Linked DNA regions of Mus musculus: regions 2 and 3 are each linked to region 1. The links are chromatin loops, found by intact Hi-C in ENCODE. Cell type or tissue: left cerebral cortex. All regions are shown on one strand.

The links. Peaks named below come from ENCODE experiments on the same cell type or tissue, not always from the same donor. Only the 100,000 strongest peaks of a DNase experiment are listed, where the experiment ranks them.
Region 2: a loop joins it to region 1, with 4 times the contacts of the local background. A loop is called at or near these places in 5 of 42 quality-filtered maps.
Region 3: a loop joins it to region 1, with 2.3 times the contacts of the local background. A loop is called at or near these places in 3 of 42 quality-filtered maps.

Annotation. Positions count from the first base shown.
Region 1 is chr11:105,359,577-105,367,576 of GRCm38, forward strand. It overlaps Marchf10 (membrane associated ring-CH-type finger 10), which reads right to left. Exons shown (of 12, transcript NM_172568.2): 11 at 4,940-4,982; 12 at 1,222-1,623. The coding sequence ends at 1,568. LOC115487808 (a long non-coding RNA gene) reads left to right here and starts at 3,269. Exons shown (of 2, transcript XR_003949780.1): 1 at 3,269-3,673; 2 at 6,904-8,000. In left cerebral cortex, a CTCF peak has its summit at 3,440 (motif pointing right); DNase peaks (open chromatin) are centred at 3,025, 3,616, 4,172, 4,530 and 1 more place; H3K4me3 peaks cover 2,172 bases; H3K27ac peaks cover 2,458 bases.
Region 2 is chr11:105,492,170-105,500,169 of GRCm38, forward strand. No RefSeq gene overlaps it. Among named protein-coding and RNA genes, the nearest start is that of Gm35828, 12 kb to the right of the region's middle. In left cerebral cortex, no CTCF peak of the experiment used is centred here; DNase peaks (open chromatin) are centred at 2,805, 3,576, 4,214, 4,493 and 2 more places; H3K27ac peaks cover 3,826 bases.
Region 3 is chr11:105,482,536-105,490,535 of GRCm38, forward strand. No RefSeq gene overlaps it. Among named protein-coding and RNA genes, the nearest start is that of Gm35828, 22 kb to the right of the region's middle. In left cerebral cortex, no CTCF peak of the experiment used is centred here; DNase peaks (open chromatin) are centred at 3,113 and 3,997; H3K27ac peaks cover 484 bases.

The DNA.
Region 1 (8,000 bases):
GCTGGACCTTGGTGGTCAACCTCAGGAGGAGGAAGTGGCCAAATAAGGGAATAGACCTTGCTGGCTGGCTTTAGGATGTAATCTAATGGCTTTTAGCAAGGCAGAGGGAATGGGGGAGAAGGGCAAGGCCTGCCAGAGCCAAACTTACCAAACTCAGCTGGCCAGAGTCCCTTCACATATACAATTAAAATAAATCTAAATAATTAAAACCAATGCATCATGGGTCCATTGTGGTGCTCTCTTTCTCTTTTTCTCTCTCACACACACACATACCCACACACATACACACACACCTTTATACTTCAGAATGTCCTCGCCTATTCCCTTCTGACCCTCCTGCCCCGGCCTCCTGACCGCTGGGATCACAGACAGACTTAACCACACATCACCTATGCGGTGCTGTGGATGTGCCTATGGTTCGTGCACGCAAGGCAAATGTCTCTCTTCATTTTACCTTTTTCTTTTTCCTCCTTTTTCTGTCCTGTCCCCTATTTTTGAGGACATCTTTGGAGGGAGCACAAGTATCCTAACACGGTTGTCACACTCCCACACCGCAAACATGCAATTCAATGGATGAGCGCATTTGTCCGGCTCTGTGACTGTCATCACATAACCACTCTGACACCTTCCTCACCTCCAGTTTCTGTCTCCTTTTCATTTCCCAGAGACCACAGATCTGCCTTCTGCCTAGTAGCTTTGCCTTCTCTAGAAATCGCATACAAGTGGAATCATAGACTATGAAGTCTTTGGGACGTAGCTTCTTTAACTCAGTGCACATCTTGGCACGCTACTCTCTACTTTCCACCATATTTTTCTGAAAGCCTACTTTTGTCTAGGTTTCCATCTCTAGATTTTTGAGACTAGGCCTTTCTATACAGCCGAGGCTGGCCTCCAATTTATAATCCTCCTGCCCCAGTGCTGAGATTGCAGGAGTGAACCCCCAGGCTTGGCTAAAGACTTCTCCTTCATGCTTTCCGTTACATACACACTTTTCCTGAAACCAAGCTCTGATCTTTTTAATCACCCTAGGTCTTGTAGGTCTTTGATTACTGAGTCCACACCCACAGCTGATCCTAAGTGGGACCCACTTGCCCCAGCCCATAGGAGCCTGAGATGTGTCACACTCAGGTGGTGGGTAGCAAACAGAAATGAGGCGAGTGGAGTGGGAGGCGGGGTGGGACTCAGAGCTGTCAGCCTGGGAGGAAATAAACACAAAACAAATGGGAGAATAAAGTCAGTTTACTGAATGCATGGCTCCATTCCACTCAGGGTGGGCGGAGGCCTGAACAGAGGGCCTCAGCACTGGGAGCCCAGGCTGCTGGGCTGAGGGGCAGCAGCAGGGCAGCACACGGGGGACTCAGCTGTTTTGCCTGTGCTGGCTGGGATGGTCCCTGTGGCTGCCCACGGATGCTCAAGCCAGACCCCAAGAAGGAGTGGCACGGGTGAAAATGGTAACTGCGAACACATTGGTTTCAATAAAGAGGAGGGAAGAAGGGAGGCAGAGGGGGACACAGAAAGGGCTTCTGGGTGGAGAGGTCTCTGCCGCACTCCACGACCAGCTCCCTTGCTAGATGACCCGGCCTGGGTAAATGTTGCTTGCATTACCATCTCCCGACTCGGAACCTAGAAAGCAAGACCATCTCTCAGGCTGCAGGGCCACAGCAGCTGGGCGCGGCACCACTGCCACTCTTTGTCCCACTCTGGCCTGGAACAGTGTGGGGGAACAGATACTTTAATCTGGGGCTGGGGACTGACTGCACTAGGGCTCCAGCTGGGCCAGGGGCAGCTGGACTGCAGGCTGCTCTAGGAATCTATTTCAGATGCCGGTCTGGTGATAAAGTTTGCAGGCTGAATAGAATAGGTAGAATAGCTGAATAGGTAGAGCCCTTGTCTTCTTCCAGACTGATGTTTCCAAGTTAACCCTGCTGCACAGTGGTGACAAAGAGCAGGGCAGGGTGGCACTGGGAGTGGCAGAAGGGTCCGAGCACAACAGATGGGACAGGAGAAGGGTTCTCCTTATTCTCAGAGAAACTCTTGTTCTCGTTGCTCCTTTTTGTCTTGGTTTGAGGGGACGTTTGCAGACTATGTAGAAACACTTTATCACAGTAGAATAAATAGTGTGTGGGGGAACCAGAGCAAATGACACCTGGCTGTTCACACCCAGACCCTCTCAGCTCTGTTTCTGGTCTCAAGGAGGCCCCGGCCACTCCAGCTTTCTCAGCCTCTCGCCCACAGAGTACTTCCCTTGAAAGCTGGGAGCATCCTGGAGTTGGCCCTCTTGCTTGCCTGGGTTCACCCCACACCTGCATGCGTATCAGCAGGTCGTGAGCCCTCTTCCTGGCCTTAGTTTTGGCTCTGGTGACGGTCATCTGGGCCAGCTGGGAAGCAGCTGTCAGAGAAGCTGTGTCAGGAGCCCTGTCACAGGTTGGCTCACACATCTAAGGATCTGCCTGAGACGCCCTCTCCTCAGTGTTACTGATGGGGGGGGGGTCTTTTGTTCAGGGAGTGGTGTACAGTAAGAAGGCTGACTTGGCACCACAGGGCCACAGACAGCTTGGCACCCTTTGTGCCACCCTCTGTGCCCTGACAGTTTGTCCTTTACCTCTGTGTTTACCTGGACTGAACTGGGATGGCAGGTCACAGCTGTGACTTGGTGCTGGCAGGCCATATTAACCAAATGCTGCCAAGCAGGTGAGTCATGACAAGCTGGAGGGACCAAAGAGGAAGAATGTGGCCCAGGGGAAAGGCTGGCCTCTCCTGGTTCTACTTCTGGTACCTGACTTTTGTCTTGATAGTGGCTTTGGCACAAAGACAAGGTAAGGGCTGCCAGTGGTCAGTCACTGAGGTCCGTGTGTTAGTCCCTCTTGTCCTGGGCTCCGTCCGTACAGCCTGGATTGGCTCTCCCCTCCCTATCAGTATCTGGGAAGTGTAGGCTGGGGGCAGATAGAAGGAACTTGGCCTGTATTTCCAGGAAAGAGCCTGCTGCCCTACTGCCTGTGAATAGTTGATCCTGGAGCTGGGCCAGTTCCAACTGAGACAGCAAATGAGTGGTAGACAGTCAGAGGGACCATCTGCATGGGAGCGACAGAGAAGGAAATGAATACCCTTCTTTCCTTCTCTGTGGAGACTTTTTTTTTTTGTAGTGGTGGTGGTGGAGGTGGTGGTGGTGGTGGTGGTGATGGTGGTGGTGGTGGTGGTTGGTGGTGGTTGAGACAAATGCTTCACTATACAATGCAGCCTGGAATGGAACTCCCCACAGTCTGCTTAGGCCACCACGCTGCCAGCCTAGATTCCTTTCTAAACATTCCCTGGGGATGCTCTTACACTCTCCCAGAGAGAGCAGCCTCCTGTGACAGCAGGTTTAGAAGCCAAGGTTGCCTGTTGCTTTGACCTTGAGTCTGGGGGAGCCCCCGCGGGCTCCCGGATACAGCGGTCGCACGGAGCACTAGGGGGCGCCCCTGCCCAGCCGAACGCTCTCGGACGCGCCCGTCGCCGCAGGTTCCGAACCGGGTAGCGCTGCGGGCATCTTGGAGGCGGGGCGGGGCCCAGGAGACAGGACCCTCTGAAGGTCTCCCAGTTGGGGACCAAGCCCTGCTGCCTGTCACGTCTCTGTAGGATCATGAGGCTCTCGCCGAAGCCACGCTGAGAACCCGTGCGCGGACGCCTGGCCGAGGTGCGGTCCCTGGGAGGTGGTGTGTGCAGGCAGACACACAATGGTCTTTTAGACACCTTACCGCCGCTTTCCTGGGCTGAACCCAGGCGGCAAGGCCGAGTTCTGAGCACCCAGGCGGCAGCCCTGAGATCTCGCTCAGTTGGTCTGGACCTCACATCACGTAGGGATTGGGGTTCCAAGAGCTCCTTTTGTAATGAAGAAGGGCCTTCCCCATCTCTGAACACCGGGAGCCTGGCACCCTAGGACTGCGTGTCCTGAATAGCAAACTGGTTTTCCTAGGATGCAGTCTTGGCCCCACCCTGGGGAGCTCTGGACTGGTGCAGTGTCTCTTCTGGTCAGGTATTTATTTGTGTGTGGGGGGGGGGTGTAGGGGAGGGGTCCACAAAGCATCCCTGCAATGGGCTGCATCAACCCTGCCTGTGGGCTGTGCATGAAAGACACATTCCAGAGCCCCACCCCACCGCTGGAGTGGAGTCTGTGGGAGGGCCCAGGAATCTGTGTTTCGGGTAAGTTCTCGAGATTGTGGATGCCAGCGTGGGAATCACTCTCCTAAAGCTCTCAGGGCTGGGCAGGCTTTTGTAAATTGTCTCCTTGAAGAACCCAGAGAGACCCAGTTGTCACATCCCTCCAATTCCCTGCGACACTTATTCTCTCTGTGGATAGAGTCTTCCTTAAAGCTTGCCTCTGAGCCCTCTGCTTTAATTAGGCTCATCTTCTCCAGGGGGAATTTCTATGGAATAAGAAACCAGTCTGAAGGAGGCTGGAGACCTGTTGGCTTTGTTCAACCTCTGAATCCAACAGACCCACTTGATGTGCTTAATGTCATCAAAATCCAATCAAAACGCTTGCTTGTCAAAGGAGCGCTCTCTTTGGTAATGGCTAACCAGCCTGCTTTTAGGATCTGGGAAGGAAAATCCCAGGCAGGATCCTGGCAGGAAAAACAACAAAACAAAACAAAAAAACCCAACCAACCCTCCATCACGGGCTGGATGCCAGAGGACCTAACAAGGAAAGCACTCTCTTCCGCCTAGTTGACCCTTTCCCTTGGTTTCAGGATGAATTAAAAAATCTTATCTGCTCCACATCCAGCCGTCTTGATTGATTTCCAGCTAAGCCTAACGTTTCCCGAGCTTGGTGGGGTTATGTTGCCTCTGGGTGGTGGTCATAACTTCCTTCCAGGGTAATAGATTCAACACAGGAGCAGAAAAGAGGCAACCTAGCAGGCACCCTTACTGGGGGCAGGACAGGATGCACCCCCAAACCTACTTTCATTTTCTTCCGGTCTGGGTTGTGGGTAATTTCTTGACAACTGTGAGAGAGAAGACAGTGAGACATGAATTGTTTTTACAATGCAGCTGTGAACAGATGTGTACCTCCCTGGCCTCGGAATGTCCTAGAACTCCTGTGACTCGCCAAGGTGCTGGGGATCAGGGCTGCTTTTCTGCACCGATGGAGATCAGCTTGTCCCAAGGACAGTGCAGTGATAACCCGGGTCACCTTTGCTGCTTCGGGCTTCTATATTTGGCAGTGTGAACAGACTCGCTTCCTTTCAGCAATTGATCTGAATAGCAGAATCCCTTTCTGATGGTCCAGGCACAATTTACAGGCTGCGGGGAGGGAGGCTGTGCTAATTGGCCACTTGCCTCGCCACTGGCTTTTAAACAATCGCTTGTATTCTCTGCTCGGCAGGAAGCTGCCGACCCATCCAGGCCCTGGGCTCTCTTTGTTCTGACTTTATGGCATTTTATGCCACAATAAGAAATGCTGTGGACTCCATGGGAGCCATTGTGCCAGGCTGCAAGGATGTGGGCCCTGTCACAGAGGGCTTGGTGCTATTTCCCTGGGAAGAACAGGGACTTTGTGACAGGCTAAAGACAAAACAGGGGGTGCTGGACAATGTCACTGGACAATGTCACCGGTCAACTCCCTGGCCTGGGTGGAGGCACTTCTTGTCCACAGGCTCTTTTCTGTGGCCAGGGGAGGGGGGGGGCAGGGGAAGGATGGGATTTCGTCTAGAATAGCGGGTCTTGGTAACCTGTGGATTATGCATCAGGTGTACTCTACTAACCTCTGATGCCAATGCTCTGGGCGGCCCAGGCAACCTCACTCTGCCCTGAGATTCTGTGGCAGGTGCTCATAGATAGACAGACAGACATCTGACCAGCCCTCCCATGTCACTAGGTATCCCTGTCCTGATGAGCAGAGACCCTTTTCTAACCGTGGGTCAAACCTGAGCTTTCCACGTTTGAGAAGATTTGAGTCCTTGAGACAAGAGTTTGTGTTGTAGAAACAGTTGTAAATGGGGATGGTCTACAGGAATGGACGGACCTGTGGCACCCTATCTGTCTCTGAGGCTGGCCAGTGTGCTCCCTGACCTCTGGTACCACCCTGGCAGAGGACAAAGGGAGGGTACTCTCTCCTTAAGACACCAGTGATCAGAGACAAGAACCAGACCAGGAGGAAGGCCATGATGGAGGTCTGGGGGAGCTGACTCGTACTGAGTGTCCTGTGTGGATGTAAAGGGAAACCCATTTAACTTCACCCTTCAGACCAGACCGTGCCCATCAGACTACAGGGTGAGTTAGGCTGCATGAACCAAGGCTGCCGGGGTCCTGTGGTCCCTGGAGATGCTCCTGACATAGACACCTGAGGAAGGGCCAGCTTTCTGGTAGGTACACAGAATAACATCAATGCTTCCTTCAGCCTGTCCTCTGTGCATGTGCACACACACCCACACACATACATATGCACACACACACACATGCACACACACATACACACACACACACACACACACACACACACACACACACACACACACACACACAGGAGCACTTAAGCACACAGCGGGGGAGGGAGGAAGAGAATATTATCACCCATGCTCTCTGCTGGGCCTCTTATCTCTTTATGCCACACAGCTGGTTTCTTCCAGTCTGCCCTCCAGGTGTCTCCTGTACTTATCACAAATACCAGGATGTCAGGCCCAGGCTGGAAACTGTCCAGTAGCCTCCAGAGCCACCCCTCAGCCTTTCAGCCCTGCACCCTGCCTACACCTCAGGCTCACTTCCTGCCAGCCCCTGCCACACAGCTTCTTGACATCTTCTGGCCACGCAGGTTCCCATATCTCCACGCTGTGTCTTCTGCGTGGGGTCTACCTTCCCAGCCCACTCACCCCAGTCTGTCTGCCATGATCTTTGAGATTCAGGCTAAGCATCATCTTTGCATTTCAGCTGACAAAAGCCATGGCAGCAACATTGCCAAAGCAGGAGGGACAGAGGGCGAAGGACACACCCTGCGAGGTCAAAGGTCAGGCCTTCTCAGCAGCAGAACGGGAGATCCTAGCTGGAGATCTATCTGCCCTGGAGAAGTGTGCAAAAGTGGGATGAGAATTCCTCATTCCATCTCCTCATCCGCTTCAGTCTTCTATCACAACACAGACAAGTTTGTCTCTTGGTCACACATGAGCGTTCTCAATTAATTAACTTATTTTAAAATGTGCTTTACTTTTAAGTGTGTGTGTGTGTGTGTGTGTGTGTGTGTGCATATGAATGCAGGTGCCCTTGGAAACCAGAAGAGTAACAGGGGACTGTGAGCTACTCAAAGTGGATGCCGATAACCAAACTTGGTCTCTGCAAGAGTAGTACTCCATCTTAATGGCCGTGCCATCTCTCCAGCCCCATGTGCTCTCTCTGTAGACGCTGAGCCCCTTATAGCCAGCATTTGTCTTCATTATTTCTGTATTACCAGGATATAATTTAGAACTTGGCACACAGTAGGTTCACAAGATAAATGAGTATACCTTGAAGTCTCTCAACAGATGTGTACTGTCCTTTCTCTAGAATGACACTCAAGACTTGCTACCAGAAAGAAACAGATTCTGATTCAGAAATTCCTTGGCCTGTGAAGCCCATCTGAGCATTTGTTACATCCCAGACACTTTCGGGGCACCAGAGACCCACGGTTCCATGCCCAAGTTGATAAAGAGTAACCACACACCTCACTGTAGCTTTCTTTGGCCCCAGTGTCCCTGGAATAGATAGTGCCCAGTGCATGGTTTGTAGTCAGACATGGGTAACCCTGTGTCTAAATGAGAGACAAGTTTAGAAAGCCTGGTTTTATCTTCAAACAGCACAGAAACTGTCTGTTGCCGGGACCACAGGAAGCCCAGCAAGGCCCAGTTACAGAAGATGTGATATTGATTTCACAGTCTCTGTGTGTTCCCTGGACCTGTGGGTTCTCCAGTTATTCTTATTCTTATTTTGTTTTTACTGTTAAGGCCAGCCTGTTACCTGGCCAGCTTGCAAATTTTACTAATATTATAAGGAAA
Region 2 (8,000 bases), 130 kb after region 1:
AAGCCCAAGTGCCGGTGCCTCCGTGAGTAACCATTAATAAGACTTTGATTGCAACTACTTGGCAAACGGTAGCCTCCATGTCTAACTGACAATTACATTATTTGTTCTGATTATAGAGCTGAGGATATGGACTGGAGATTAGCCAATGGAAGCGATTAATCACGTTAAGGAGATCATTTGCTTGGAGTGAAAATATTTGAAAGCTCATGTTCAGAACTTTGGATGTGAGCTAAATGTGGTGGCAGATGTCTGAAGCTCCTGCATGCTAGAGGTAGAGCCAAGAGAATCTCAAGTTCAAAGCTAGTGCGAGCTACATGGCCAGAAACAACCTTTGCCTCCTCCCTAAACGAAAGTAACAGCCTAGTCAGCAAGCCATTGAAGAGAACTCTTAACTTTGTGATAAGGCTGCTGAAGTGTAGCTCTCCACACTGATGGTTCCCGGTAGGGGTGGGTGGGGAAGGGCTTTAAAGGGCTGGCCACTGGGAGTTTGACCATGCTCCAGTGAGACTATGGGCAACACATAATGAACTCTTTCTCTTTCTCTTTCTCTTTCTCTTTCTCTTTCTCTTTCTCTTTCTCTTTCTCTTTCTCTTTCTCTTTCTCTTTCTCTTTCTCGTTCTCTCTCTCTCTCTCTCTCTCTCTCTTTCTCCCCCTCCCCCTCTCCCCTCCCCCTCCCCCTCCCTCTCCCTCTCCCTCTCCCTCTCCCTCTCCCTCTCTTTCTTGGGAGTCACAAGGGTGGGGGAACCTGGGACAACTAGGGAGTGTGATCAGGGTGCATTGTGTGAAATTCCCAAATAATCAATCAACATATTATATTGGGGGGGGGGGGGAAGAAAAGAAAAGCAACTCCAGATGTGGTTATTATAGCTCACAGCAGCATTCTTACAAGAAGGAAGAGGCAAAAGACCAGAGAAGCTCTGAAAGACATTTTAAGAACCTAAATGTTTGCCTTCACGACATATCCTATAGCACTAACAAGTTATGCTGAGGTAGCAGCTGTGAACCGATGGGTGGTGTTTTACTACGGAGATTTGCACCTGAGACTTTCTGTCCACAGACTCCGTAAGATCTATTAGAAAGTACAAGGTGACCGTGTAGGAACACAGGCTCTGGGACAAAAGACTCCCAAATCACACAGTCCCCGCTGATCTTCTTTCTTTGATTTCTCACCCTTCTTCAGTATTTTCTCTATTTTCCAATTTTCTTTCTGTGCCTCTTGCTGAACCGGCATGCAAGGTTTCTCCTTACCTCAGTGCCTGGTCCTGTTGAAGTCACATATGGGTAAAATGACTGCAGCTGTTGGTCTGGAACAGCAAATTCTAGATAGATAGACAGACAGACAGACAGACAGACAGGAGCAAAACTTTTCTTGGCCTAGCCCTTTACTTTGATTAAGTTTTACATGGAAACAGGTTAAAAAATAAAGAGGCCACATGCCCAAAGGTCAGCCTGGACAATATAATGAGGCTGAGTCAAACCTGGATTATTTAGTGAGAGCTTGTCTCAAAATAAAATAAGAATTTGAAAGTTAGAAACAAAAATATCAGCTGGGTGTGGTGGGGCACACCTTTAATCCCAGCACTCAAGAGGCAGAAGCAGGGGGATTTCTGTGAGTTGAGACCAGCCTGGTCTACGGAGTGAGATAGCGAGTTCTAGGACAGCCAGAGCTGCACAGAGAAACGCTGTCTAGATACCCCTCCACTCCCACCAAAAGAAATTAATTAAAAACAAACAAACAATCCTCCCTGCCCCCAAATGGACGCGGTATGTTGGCATTCAGGTGGAGAAGTCTGGTGAACATGTGTTCCATCAACTACACGTAAAGAGTGTCTTCTTGGGGACTGTTAGAGAGGGAAAGGGAGGGAAGATTGGCTTCCTGGCTTGTTCAATTGTATAGACTAGTGTGGATGAACCCAAGCAAACAGTGTTTATTTTACATCAGTCCCATGAGCCTTATACCCAGCCCATGAGGCAGAGTTGGACTGCAGCTAAGCATCGCCCCAGCCTGGGTGTCTATGAAGGAGTTAGAAGGGGGACAGTTTGTTGGACTCCATGCAAATCCATGTGTAACACTCAACGGGGACTCCACAACTGCAGCAGTGTGAGGGAGGAGGGCTCTTCCCTAACTGGTTCCTGGATATTTGAGAAATGACCATGAAATAATGCCAAGTAGGGATGGGGAGATGGTTCAGGGGTGAGGAGCACTGGCTGTTTTCTGGGGTCACTGGGTTAGATTCCCAGCATCCTTATGGTGGCTCTTGACTGACTGGGAATGCCCTCTTCCGACCTCTACAGACACTGCACACATGTGGTGCACAGACATATGTTCAGGCAAATGCTAATAAACATAAAAGAAAACTAAATAAAGTCTAAAATAGTGCAAAGTGAAGTCCTGGATCCCATTCCATCTCACTCCTTAGAAATGGATAGCAATGGTTATTCTTTTCATGGTTATTCTTGAGTTTCTTTGCCTTCTTGGGACCAAGGAAGAGCCAGATCTGTAACATGTCAGCTATATTTGGGAAGTTTCAGAGCAGCTGTGACCACTTCTACTAGATGATGAAAGGCTAGTTACTGCCCTGGTACCATGAGAACAGGCCATTCAGCTCTCTCTTTTCCTAACTCTTAAGAGACACAAACCACTTGTCCAGCAGCTAGCAGCTAGGCTCTTCCACATAACCTGTACATCATCTCTATTTCCCTGGGGTTGGGTGTTACATGACAAGTTTCTACTCTTCCTGATGTAGCTCTTGGATGTATTCGCCTATGCAGCTTGGCCAAGATTCTCCAGCCATCTGGGCTCCTCTTGAAAAGCTTCTGTCCCGATGTGTCTCTTCCCTGAAAGCGCCACTCCCTCCTCAACCCAGGCTTTTAGCACCTGCCTGGACTTTGGTTAGACTTGCCCCATCTAGTTTCCTGACACTCCCTCTCTCCTGTGCTTCCTCCATGCCTCCTGGCTGCTATTGCTGGGAGTGATGTCCTCCTAGAAGCACACACTGCAGTCACTTGAAGAGGCCATGCCTTTATTTCAGCAATGATGTCACTGCTCAGTCATTTGGCTTGTGCCTCCTCTCTTGAAGCCTGTATTACATTACTTTGATTATCTTCTGTAACTGCATTTCAGGGATTGACTCTTTCCTGATGACTAGACATCAGTCAGGGCGGGGGACAGTGACGAAGGCTGTGATCAAACACGACACCATTATTTGTGCCACTTAAGTAAGAAGATTGATTTTCTCCTGTAATTTATAAACTGGACTTGCAATTCCAGTGGACTTCATCTGCTCTGCTCATCACTGGATGCTCAAGCTGCAGGAGAGCAGGAGAATCAGATGTGCCCATTGGTTGAGTGAACAAGTAGGGGGACTTCGCCGATGTCGGAGCAGGAGCAGGAGCAGGGTTACCTGGCTGAGCAGGTGGCCTCTCAGGATGACACCCACTAGAAAGCTGATTGACTTAGTGCAGACATCCTGACATCTTGTTCTTTCTTTTCGCCCGCGGAAATGTGGTGCCAAAAAAAGCTACAAGCCTAGAGAGTTAGCAGCAATTACCCCGGAGTGTAAACCTCAAGATCATCTCCATGTTGGAGCCACGTGTGCCGATGCCGTTCCCAAGGGAACCAGGGCCCAGACTGACGGCCGGCATCACGTGTCTCGCTCTTTTCACGACAAACCATTATCACCCAAAGCTTTTACACAATGTCTCCAAGTGTAGGGCTTCGGCTAGGTTTGTTTTTCTCTTCATGTGGGGGAATCACATCTGGACATTAGATATATTTCATCTAAAAATAGCATTTATCCAACTTTCTGTCACTTGGGGAGAGAAACCTTTTTCTTTTTTTAAACACAGACTTTGCTTATAATCCGCTGTAGTTTTTCATGGCTCACTGCCATTTAATCGGAAAAAAAAAATAAAGGCGATCATGTTGCACGCACATGCACTTGTGAGTGTGTCAGCGTATGTGTGTCAGAGGTAGAGAAATACAGTGATAACTTTATAGACTGAAAACTACATGTGTGCTGCCCTCCCCCTGTTACTCATTAAGTCCTTTAGAGCATCTCACTGAACTTCACAATTACATGAAGCCCTGAGCTCAGCCCTAACATGACCCCCACTGAACGATTCTCAGCAATTATTCCGGAGCCACAGAACATGAATTCGGAGATTTGTATCTGACTTCTTCTGGACTAGATTCTTTCTACTCACAGGGATTGATTGTATCCTCTGATCTCACTACTGCTTGGGGTTTTGAAAGAAATAAGAGAAATGAAAAAGGAGTTTTAAAAGAAAAATGAGATGAAGGGAAAAGAGAGGAGGGTTAAAGCGCCTGGCTCCGAGAACTTTTTAAGGCAGTTTGAACACATTTAGAGGCAGAAATTGGAATTAAATTTGACCAAAGCAAAATCAGCAGGCTGCTTCTCTATCTAAGGCACTGACATGAACTGAAGTAAATAGGAGCCGGCTTTGAAAGCAGCTGATTGCAATGAGGCAGCACAGAGCAACCCATCCGAATTCCACACTCATCAGGGTCCTTGGTGATCGGGACGCTTTTTTATCTTTGGGGACAGGACTCTGACCTTTCTTGCCTTGTGGCATCTGTCCATCTCTGTAAAGAGAAACCTTTTACTCATCCTGTGTTCTTCCCCTTTTTATAACACAGCCTCCCTGCCTTCTCCTGGGTGAGGGAGATGATTTCCTGTTCCAAGTACTACGCAGCCAGAGCTGTCCCTCAAATGTCACAGGTTCTCCAGCTGCAGTACAGCCTGTGCTCGGCTTCTTGTCTCCTCACTTTTCTCCCCTCTTAGAGAACTTCATGGCTGCAGCCCAGTGGTGGACTGAGCAGCGCTGGTCGAGCTAGAGACTACAGATCTTTAGTAGCCAGGGTCCTGTACATGTTAAGCAAGTGCTTTCCCTCTGAACTGAACCTCTGATGGCGCCATGCTTTTAACAAATGTGCTAATACCTGCTCTCCAGCCCCACAGAGGAGTCTCAGGTTCACTAACACAGGGTTCCTTGAGTCACCAAGCAGATGCAACTTATAAAGACCTCCACAGTATCAACCTGAGATGGGACCTGTTGAGCCATTTTCATTTTGTGAACTATTTTTATAGATGTCTCTTCTGCTCCATTTTGGCATAAATGAAACAAAGTTGTTGTTTTTGTTTTGTTTTGTTTCTTTTTTTTAAAAGAGTCATATTCGACTCTTGGTATTTGCAAGCTTCATTTCTCAACTCTAGAAATTTATCAGATATGTATCACGGGTGGAATAAAATTAATTTTCCCACCCACAGTAGTTCATTAGTAAAGTAAGGCAAGAATTTAATGGATTTGTGCTTGGAATGCCTAAAATTATTTCACCATAACAAAAGGTCTTGAAAGACTAAGAAAACGCAAGATGACAATTAAATTGCCTCTCTGAACTGCATGGCTGTACCGCAGGCAAACGGCATCTTAAAATAGCTCATTGTAGAGCTAAAAAAGAGGGAGAAACACATGAAGGAGGCACAAAGGTGTTGCACACGGAGTGGAAAGCTTTTTAAAAATACCAACACGATGAGTTTGCTTTGCTTGCAGCCAAGTCCCAGATTTTCAGGATCCTTCCTGCTTTCATATCCTCTGTGTGGGGGTGTGACTTGCTTCAGTTAGAATCCTCTGCAAGCCGAAGAGTAAACCTTCATCCTTCCCAAATCTACAGAAAAGCTTTGTAGTCTGCATGTGTTGAAACCCACTAATTAACAATTTGACACTCCCTATGTGTGTGTGTGTAGATTAACAGGGCATGGCAGAGAGGGACATCTTTGAAACATTATCCCCAGGCCTTGCTATAGAACGCCAGGCTTTTAGATCATGTCAGAGGTAGAAGGGATCCTGGTGGCCATCTAAGCCAAGAACCTCTTTTAAAGATGAAGAAAGGAGATGTGGAGAGGGTTAACTGAGGTTCAAGGGCGACAGCCAGTTAGAGGTCAAATGAGAAGAGCCCTGGTTTCCCTTCGATAGAGCATCCGAACACCAGTTCTTGCTTATTAACTTGATAAAGGCTTGCCAGAGAAGACTGCAGCATGAATCCATTGTCTAGCTATTAGTCTTTATTAAGGCGTCTAATTGAAAGCAATTCGGCTCGCTGGAACTGTCCTCTGTAGCAGAATTCTTCACTGGTGTTTGCATATTGTGTCCTTTGCTCACATTCAAAGCCCAGGTCTGACAGCATTTTCTCCTGGATCCTGGGGCAAACAACCTCCTTTGGTGGGTTGTACCCACAAGGCCAGCTGTGACCCTCCTCAGGATGAGGAGGTTCTGGAACTTCTGGGTCCCCTGAGGTTTGTTTGTTTCAGTCATACCTCCCCCAATGGCCACTCCCTCCCCCTCACTTCCAGTCCCTCACCCCCACCACCAGGTTGTAGGGCAAAGGATCAAATACATATTCTTTTTCTGTTATCCACAAGCATTCATCAAACAACTGTTTTCACTCTACGGCTTTCCCAGATGCTTGTATTTTTATTGTCTGATGTTATAAAAAAAAATTCTTTCAAGTGATAATTGTCTTTCAGAAGGTCAAGAATTGGTGTTCAGATGTAGAATTCACTGTCTCCTGCCATTTTATTGGAAGAGGTCAACATGTAAGTTAGTGCTGGGCACTTGACAGGTTTAAAACCCCCAAGACATGAGGGGCCCCATCCTCACAAGTTCATCCAGTCTGAAATAAACTAAACCAACATACAGAAATAACTAGAAATTTTAGGTAGCTTGTTATTAATCAAATTACCATTTGGGTCAACGCTAGGCAAGTCTGCAGAGTCGGGGGTTATTTCTTTTGTCTTTTTCCTGCCTCTCTGGGGACTTCCTCCTGTCTCCATCTGTTCTCACGTCAGCGTAGAAAGAGCAAGGCTGAGAGGACTGGAATTGGGATAAGGTGATGTGAGAGGCCCACAGTTTAAGGAGGCACCAAAAATTCAACTAGGAAGATCAATATTTTTATGCATCGCTTAAAAACCTAAATCAATATAAAATCCTTGATGAACAAAACATCAATATTTTAAATGAAATGAAGCGCGACGTTACTGGTCTCTCTTTCACATTAGGTGTGGGTTGGCGTGGCACTAAGAGTTAAAATCTGAAGCTAAAGTGAAATGGGGTATGTGCATGTGCATGAGAGAGTGAGTCTGTGTCTGTGTTTAGAACAGGCAGGGAGAGGAGAGAGGTGGATAAAGTCAGAAGAAACTCTTAATCCCCAGAGGTTAGCCTGATCAATTTTATAGGTGAAGAAACAGAAATTAAATACGTTGCCTTCAATCACATAGGTCTTTCAAAATACTGAAGCTCAAGGGTATTGACCACCAGTCCTACAGTGGCTTCCAGGGCAGGTGGACCACCCCTGCCCATCCTCACCCCCACCCCACCCTCCTCATTCACAAAGGAGGTCAGAATTGAAGCAAACTATTGAGCTATACTATATACAAACAGAGCATGTTTAGGGGGCTTTTTGAGATAGACTCTCTCTCTCTCTCTCTCTCTCTCTCTCTCTCTCTCTCTCTCTCTCTCTAGCCCAGAGCTCAGTGAGCTGCTGCCTTAGCCTCTGGAGTGCTGAGATTGTAGGCGTGTGCCTCTACACCCAGCTCATATAGCATAAGTTCTGAACAAGGCAAAGAAGAACTGCGGGCTGTTATTGTTTCAAATCCACTTCTTTCTGTACCTTGTGCTCGGGGTCTCATGAGCTGGTCTAAGAGGTCAGCATTTAGGTCTAAGACAGTATGATCAGCTTGCTTTGTTTTACCTGAGAGTTTCTTGGATTTAATGCTGCAGGTCCCAAGTCTCAAGAAACCCTCGCAGTTCCAGACAAGCTGCCAAAGTTGGTTGGCTCTCCTCAAATGACCTGTGTCCAACTGAGACCACATTGTGATGTCTCCAGTCATTACAGAAGTGGGTCCTTGACTATTCCTTAGGAATAGGAAATAGGAGTACCTGAGTTTTGTTTTCCAGTTTGGAGATAGGAATTGGGATAA
Region 3 (8,000 bases), 120 kb after region 1:
TTCCAGTCCATGGTCTTCTGTTACCGCAGCCCAAGCTGAGTGTCATAAACTATTTTATTTTAGCCAAGCACCCCAGCAAAGACATTGCCTCCCCTGTGCCAGCAAAGACTGAGCCTAGCACCTATAATTCTACACTGCAAGGCAACTCACTAACTAGAGTTGTGTCAGAGAGGCCAAAGTAAGGAGTTCCCCAAAATCTCCCATGGTGCTGGTGGCCTGGAGAGCATTGTGGGAAACCTAGACTTCTACACTAAGTAGAACTGGCCTGGCTCTTGTCATTCCTGCTGGAGAGTCTAGACTTTTACATCCTCCAATGGTAATGAGGTAACTCTCCACAGCAGTATCCGTGGAGGCTGCCTGGGCATCTGGGACTTCCCTCCATCAGGAGCAGTGAGAATTGGTACTCAGAGGTCAACAGGACTGAGCAGAGGGCCATGACATCTGTCTTCATCTGGCAGCAACACAGTGGTATCACTTTCCCTGTTGGACAACTGTGGAGAGGGGGAAAGCCAGCTGAGACAAAGAGTTAAACTAATACCCATATTGTCTTAATGCACTGTTTAAACGCCCAGGTTTTTATTGAAAATCATGAGTCATTCCAAGAATCAAGATGATCTCAAAATAAATGGGAAAAAAAATCCATCATTAGATGCCAACATCCGGATGGCAGGGATGTTATAATTATATTACAACGATTTCAAGGCAGCTGTGAACACACTTGAAATAAATGCAAAAGTAAATAGCCCCCAGAAAAGAAATAGAAGTGACAAAGGGGAACTAAATAAGTTTCAGAATTTAAAGATAGATTGACTGAAGTTGAAAGATAAAATAGAATCAGACAGCTAGTGCATGGGATACTAGAAACTGCCCAATCCCAACAGCAGACCAAGAACAGACATAAAAAGAAAAAGGAACAGACCCAAGGACTGGGGGACTATAAAAAATATCTAAACTATGTCACTGGAGTCCCAGAAGGAGAAAAAGAGCAAAGTAGGCTGAAGGGTGTTCAAGAAGTGGCTGTGATGTCCTAAACTCTGGCAAAGACTCACATCTGTAGATAAAGAGACTAAAAAATAAAAATCTCAGGCAGGTTAAACCCCTAGAAATCCACACCAAGATATAGCAGAGTTAAATTTCTGAAGAGTAAACACCAAGAGAAGACTCTTCCAAGTAGCTGGAGAAAAGAACAGGGCAGAGGAATTGAGTAACAGCCGACTTCTCATCCAATCACAAGATGGAGATGGGCTCAGGAAGGAGGCACAACGTTTCTGATAGGTTGTGCTTTGCTCCTCACACACATCCCAGGAGAAAGAGCCTTGATATGTAGATAAGTACATATTTTGTCGATCTATCTATCTCTCTCCTCCCCCCTCTCTTTATATATATATGTAGAGAGTACTAGGGATATATATATTCCTGCCTGGATTTATCCTCGCTACTACCACTACTAGTCACACACACACATACACATGCATGAACGCACACACTCATCTGTGTACATAGCCCAGAATGGCCTTAGACTCACGGCAATGTTCCTGCCTCTATCTCTGAAAGTTCTGAAATCCAAGTTTTGCATCATTTGCTTAGCCCTATGGCACAGTATTTCTTTCTTTCTTTTTTTTTTTTTAAGTGCTGAAAGAAAAGAGATGTCAATGCAGAATTTCATTCCCAGTGAATATACCCTTCAAAAATAAAAGAGAAGTCAAGACATTCTCAGGTGAAGGAAAACTAAGAATCTACCCCAGGAAGAACTATTCTAAAAGAATGGTTAGAGGAAAGGGAAACAGTAGGAGAAATACACGTGGGGCTCCAGGAAGGGGCATGGTAATTCCACAGGGAAAAAACAATAAACAACAAAGAATGGGTAAAGACAGCAGCCTTTTGCTTCTATTGTTTAATTTCTAAAACTTGTTTGGTAATTGAGGTAAAATGTCTGTCTCCGACTCCCTGCTTTAGTTTCAGATGTACAGAGGAAAATAGGTAGACAGTAATCTTATAAATGGAGGATGGTAAGGGATAAAAGGTTGCAAAGGAAGATAGACTTTATTTATTATTTAATTATTCATACAGGTTCTTGCTGTGTAGGTGAGGCTGGCTTCAAACTTGTCATCCTCCTGCCCCAGCCACTCAGGTACTAAGATTAGAGCTCTACACCACTTGTGCTACTTGTATGCTGGTGCCTGATGAGGTGAGAGGAAGGCATGGATCCCCTGGACCTGGAGTTATAGGCGGTTGTGAGCCACCTGATGATGTGGTTGCTGGGATAGAACTTGGGTCCCTTAGAAGAGCAACAAACACTCGTGACTGCTGAACCGTCTCTCCAATTCCAGGGGGTAACTTTCCTATATTTTACTTGAATATAGTAAATATATTGAAAAGCGATCACACCAGAAGACTATGGTGAATTACACACAGGTGGGCGCTATCTAGCTAACCGGGGGGAGCTCTCTAACGAGATACACTCAAACACACTGCAGTATGATGCGTCAAGATTAATTATTCTTTTCTCATATATTACATCTTGACCAGAGTTTCCCCTTCCTCCTTCCCTCCCAGGTCCTCAATATGGAATCCTTAAAAAGAAAAAAAAAAGTGACTGATAAAGAAAACAGAAATGAAAAACAGAACAGAAAATGAAACTAAACCAGAAGACCTCCATCCTAATAGATCAAACAAGCATTTAAGTCTGAGTGGTCGGGATGCGCTCATAAGAGAACTGGGAGAGTGGAGAGATGGCTCAGAGCCTAAGAGCACTTGTTCTTGCAGAGGCCCTGGGCACTTCCCAGCACACGCACGGTGCTCACAACCATTTGTAGCCCCCGTTTCAGGGGGTCAGATGCCCTCATCTGGCCTCCTCCAGCTCCAGGAATGCACATGGTACACATACCTACAAGCAAGCAACCTACACATATTCAATAGAATAAATAAATCTAAAATATTTTTAAATAAAAGAAAAAAGATTTGAAATTGTTGAACTAACTGGTAACAGAAAAATAATAAGAAAAGTCTCCAACCAGCTCTGAACTAAAAAGCACAAAATATGACACGGACGGGAAGGGAAGTCTCAGGGGAAATCTAAAAATATGCTGAACTGAAGGAAAATGAAATCCAATGTGTCAAAACTGAGAGGGCGGACAAAGCAACTCGGAGAAGGAGATACAAACTGTTAAATGCATGCATCAGAGAAAGAGTTGTCCCGAAGCGCCTACCTTAGACACTTGCCAAAAGAAGAGCAAAACAAATTTATAATAAGAAGGAAAGATAAATTTCACACAGAAACATAATAGAGAATCAATTAAGGAATCAAAGAACCATATCTTTGGAAAAAAACAACAATAATATACAATTGATGACCTCTAGCAACACTGAGAAAGAGAAACGGAGGAAGAAGAGGAAGAGGAAGAGACAAAAATCTTCACTGTCAGAAGCAGAACAGAGGAAATCACTACAGACCCTGCAGACTTCAAAGGCTAGTAAAAGCATACCACAGACAAGCCCATGCACATAAAGTTGTCAGATTAGATGATATAGATCAATTCATGAAAAAACAAAGTACCACAACTTACCCAATAGGAAACATCATTTAAATAACTTGTAAGGAAAAAGAAATTAGACTTTGTAATTTGAAAACTCTCCAAGAAGAAATGTTCAAATACCTTCATTGGAGACCTGGACCAAACAGTTAATGAACTAATCAATTTTACATTATCTCATTCAGAAAATAGAAAAGAGAGCAAAATATCCCGTTTTTTTTTTTGTTTGTTTGTTTGTTTGGTTGGTTGGTTTTTTTGTTGTTGTTTGTTTTTTTATACCACTGTCATTACCCTATAAGCAAAGCAAGCCGTAGACAGAAAACTTCCATAACACACAGCTGCCTTGTGTTTCTGGTTTACTTAGAGACAAGGCCTCACTATGTAGCCTACATACACCAGCTTTAATTTCATAGCAATCTTCCTGCTTCAGATCCCAAGTGCTGGAACTACAGATTTGTACCACTACACTTGGGCTCACTGGTGCTAAAGCTGGTCTTTTCAGCATGTGATGCAGGGGATATGGGACACAATGGATGGGTGGGTGGATGGATGGGTGGGTGGATGGATGGATGGATGGAGGAGAAGGAGGAGGAAGGGGAGGAGGAGGAAGTAGCAGCAACAGCAGCAGCAGCTTACCCGAGTTTAACATTTTATTGCAAAATTAACTCACAAAGGACCTGGACTGTAAATGTGAAGTAAAAAGGGAAAAAATCTTTGAATTTAGGGGTGTGCAAAGAGTTCTTAAATTGACACTCAGCACCATTCATAAGTGGGAAAATTCACAAACTGAATGCCAGCCATATAGAAACTTCTGTCTTACATTTTTAAAACTTGGGCCTAGAGTGATGGCTCAGTGGCTAGGAACACTGGCTGTTCTTCCAAAGGATCCAGGTTCAATTCCCAGCAGCCACATGGAAGACTACGGTTTTCTGTACCTCCAGTTCTAGGGAATCTGACTCCCCCAAACAGACATGCACACAGGCAAAGCACCAAAGCACAAGAAATGAAAATAAATATATATTTTTTGACTTTTTCAGACAAGGTTTCTCTGTATAGCCCTGGCCATTCTGGAATTTACTTTGAAGATCAAGCTGGCCTGGAACTCAGAGATCCACGTCTGCCTCTCAAGTGCTGAGATTAAAGGTGTGTGCCACCACCTTCTGGCTGTTTAAAAAGGTTGAATAAGAAAAAAATGATATTAAAAACTAATTGTATTTATTTATTTGTATGTGTGTATGCACACACATGTACGTGCCACCACATATGGGTGGAATTCAGAGGAAAGCCATGTAGCTTTCAGGGACCAAACTTGGGCTACCAAATTTGACAGCCATCCCCCTGAGCCATCTCAATGCCTTAAAGCTTTTGCCTTGAAAAGACACCCTTAGGAGGATTCAATCACATACATTCTGTACATATATCCACAGAGAAAAACATCTGGAGGTACATATCTGACACAGAACTAGGATCCAGAGGAAATGAATAATTGGCAAAACTCAGTTGTGAGGACAAGCAGTGGTTCCAGAGATAGCAAAAAGACACAAAAAGCCAATGAATATAGCAGGTAACACAGGAAGAGAAGATGCTCAAGGTTACAGCCATTTGGGGGTAGAAACTGAGACTACAAAGAGTTGCTGATACATTACTATCCTAAGAGCTAAGGCCACAAATGGTGATAATCCAGTTATCAGCAGGATGAGAGGAACAAGACTGCATGCTCTTAGCTGCCGGCGGAGGCACGGAATGCAGGCACTCTGGAAAACAATCTATTTATTCCTTTAAACATAGAACATGCAACTACCACACAACCCAACAATTACATTCTTGGCCATTTATTCCTCCAAAGTGAAGACTGTGTTCACACAAAGTCTTGTACATAAATGCTAATCACAGTCTTATTCACAGTAGGCAACACTAGAAAGAACCCACGGGGCTCTCATGGATGGTTAAACAAACTGCAATATAGCCCATTCATGCCTGAACAGTGAAAAGAATTAAGTCACTTTTTTTTTTTTTTTTTTTTGAGACAGGGCCTCATGTAGGCCTGGTGGATTAGAACTCACTTTGCAGCCAAGGATGGCAATGTTCTAATCCTCCTGCTTCTACCTGTTGAATGCTGGGATTACAAACATGTGCTACCAGGCCTGGTTTTATGTGGTACTGGAGACCCTGGAGCCCGGGGCCTTTTGCTTTGTTACGTGCTCTGTAACTGAACTACATTCTCAACTCTTAACTTTGATTTTTCAAAAGAAGTTATTAATAAATCAACAGCTCCTGAGTGATTCCTCAGAGATGTGAGTGTAGTGAAAAAGCCATTCCAAATACTATAGAATATGGCTCCACCCCCTTGTTTGTTTTGTTGTCGTTTTTAACAGGGTCTTGGGCCAGAGAGATGGGTCAGTAGGTAAAGGAACTGGCTATCGAGCCTGAGTTTGGTCTTTGGGACCCACATGGAGAAAGGAGAGAGATGGCTCCTGTAAGTTGTCCTGTGACCTTTACATGTCTATCCCGACCCTCATACATGTACACTAAATAAATAAGTAAAGAAACTATAATTTAAAAAAAAATTAAAAGGGAAGGAAGAGAAGGAGGGAGGGAAGAAACAGTATTGTCCAGCTTTGGCTCAAACTGGGCTCACAATGGTTGGCCCTTCCTGGCCTCCTGAATTGCGAGCTGAGACTTTTCAGTACACACTGCTATTCTCAGATCTGTATAATATTCGTGAAATGAAAACAGAAACTGATTAGTGGTTTTCAGGAGCTCAGGGCGCTGGGAAAGAGGGCAAAGCCTTGTAAAGGTGTCATAGCACCCTTGCTTGTCTGAGTAGTGTGGAAATTCTGTGTTGTCACCCCTCCCCCTCCCCACCTCCCCATCCCTCCCCTATCCAGATTTCAACTCATCTACAGCAGGGGCTCCCTCGGCAGGCACTGGATTCTACCCCTACGTTGTTCCCACACAGTGGCTGTCAAGAGTGGTGTCTGATTCTCGCATCTAGTTTGGCATGAAATCATAGCTATATTAACAATAACAATAACAATGATACTAATATCTCCAGCCTTGTGAGATGGCCCCTCCCTGTAATTCTAGATAATTAGGAGGCTAAGGAAGGTATTGTTTGAGCTCAGGGGCTTAAGACTAGCCTGGGCAACACAATAAGACCAAGTCTCAAAACAGATAAACATCAAGAAGAAAGCCACAACAACAATAACATCGACAAACAGCAAAAGGTTGAAAGTCTGGTCCGTTAGGCATGGGTGTTATGGCACTGACGGATGGGAATACTTAGAGGCACACTGGCTCCCGTGCTGAGGATTTGGTTATAGTTAAGGCAAAAATGTGTCTGTGGAAGGGTTGTTAAGTAGAAGTGGGTACAAGACCAGACTTGTAATTTCGAAAGGTCACTGGGATTTGTCCTCAGAATATCCTTAATAGTCAAAGAGAGTCCCCAATTACAGGCTGCACTCTGCTGTCAGATACCCTCTGTCACTCTTAATATGGGATACTTCCTTGGCGCTTTCTTTGTGTTTCACGACCTCCACATTTTGAGGAGTCTGGCTACTCTGCAGAATGCCCCATGACCTGGGCTTGTCTGATGATTCCTCATGATTAAATTCAGCTTATGCTTCCTGATGGAGATGCTCGGGGAGCAGGGCCACGGCCTTCTCCATGCGTCACAGAGGATGCTGGGTTCTATTAATTACTCTATTGATTTAGATCCCTCGGCCCTGGTGGTGGCCTCACTGCAGAGCCGTTCTGCCTCCCCTTGTACTAAATTCGTTATCTCCTTTTTGTCTAGTTTGACGTTACTGCGAGCATCCCATCATTCCTCAAGGCCTTGCTGTTTGGTTTAACAGAACTTAACGATTCTTGCCTGAATCATTTAATACTCTGGGGGCGTGTGGCCATTTCTGGCTTTCAGTGTGTTCCTTCTCTATCCATCAGTTAGAGCTCCCGTAAGGCCCAACTTTCTCTTGCCTCCTGTTTATTTACATGTACACATCTCTCTCTGTCTCTCTACATACACACAGAGACAGAAGGGGATGACAACTACACGTATTCTTATTTCACTTGGTGAATCATATGACTTTTTAATCTTTCTGATTGTACAATATTTTGAGTGTTTCTTTTACACATAACAGGTTGGGTTTTATATATTTTATGTGCATTGGTGTTTGACTGTAGGTACATCTGTGTGCGGGTGTCAGATCCCCTGGTTCTGGAGTTATAGACAGTTATGAGCTGCTATGTGGGTGCTGGGAATTGAACTCAAGATCTCTGAAAGAGCAACCAGTTCTGTTAACCTTTGAGCCATCTCTCCAACCCTGCACCCTAGCTCCCTCTTTTCCAGACAGGGTTTCTCTGTGTAGCCCTGGCTGTCCTGGAACTTGCTCTGTAGATCAGGCTGGCCTGAAACTCAGAGATTCTGCCTCCATCCTGACACCCCATCCCCCACCCTGGAATGCTGGG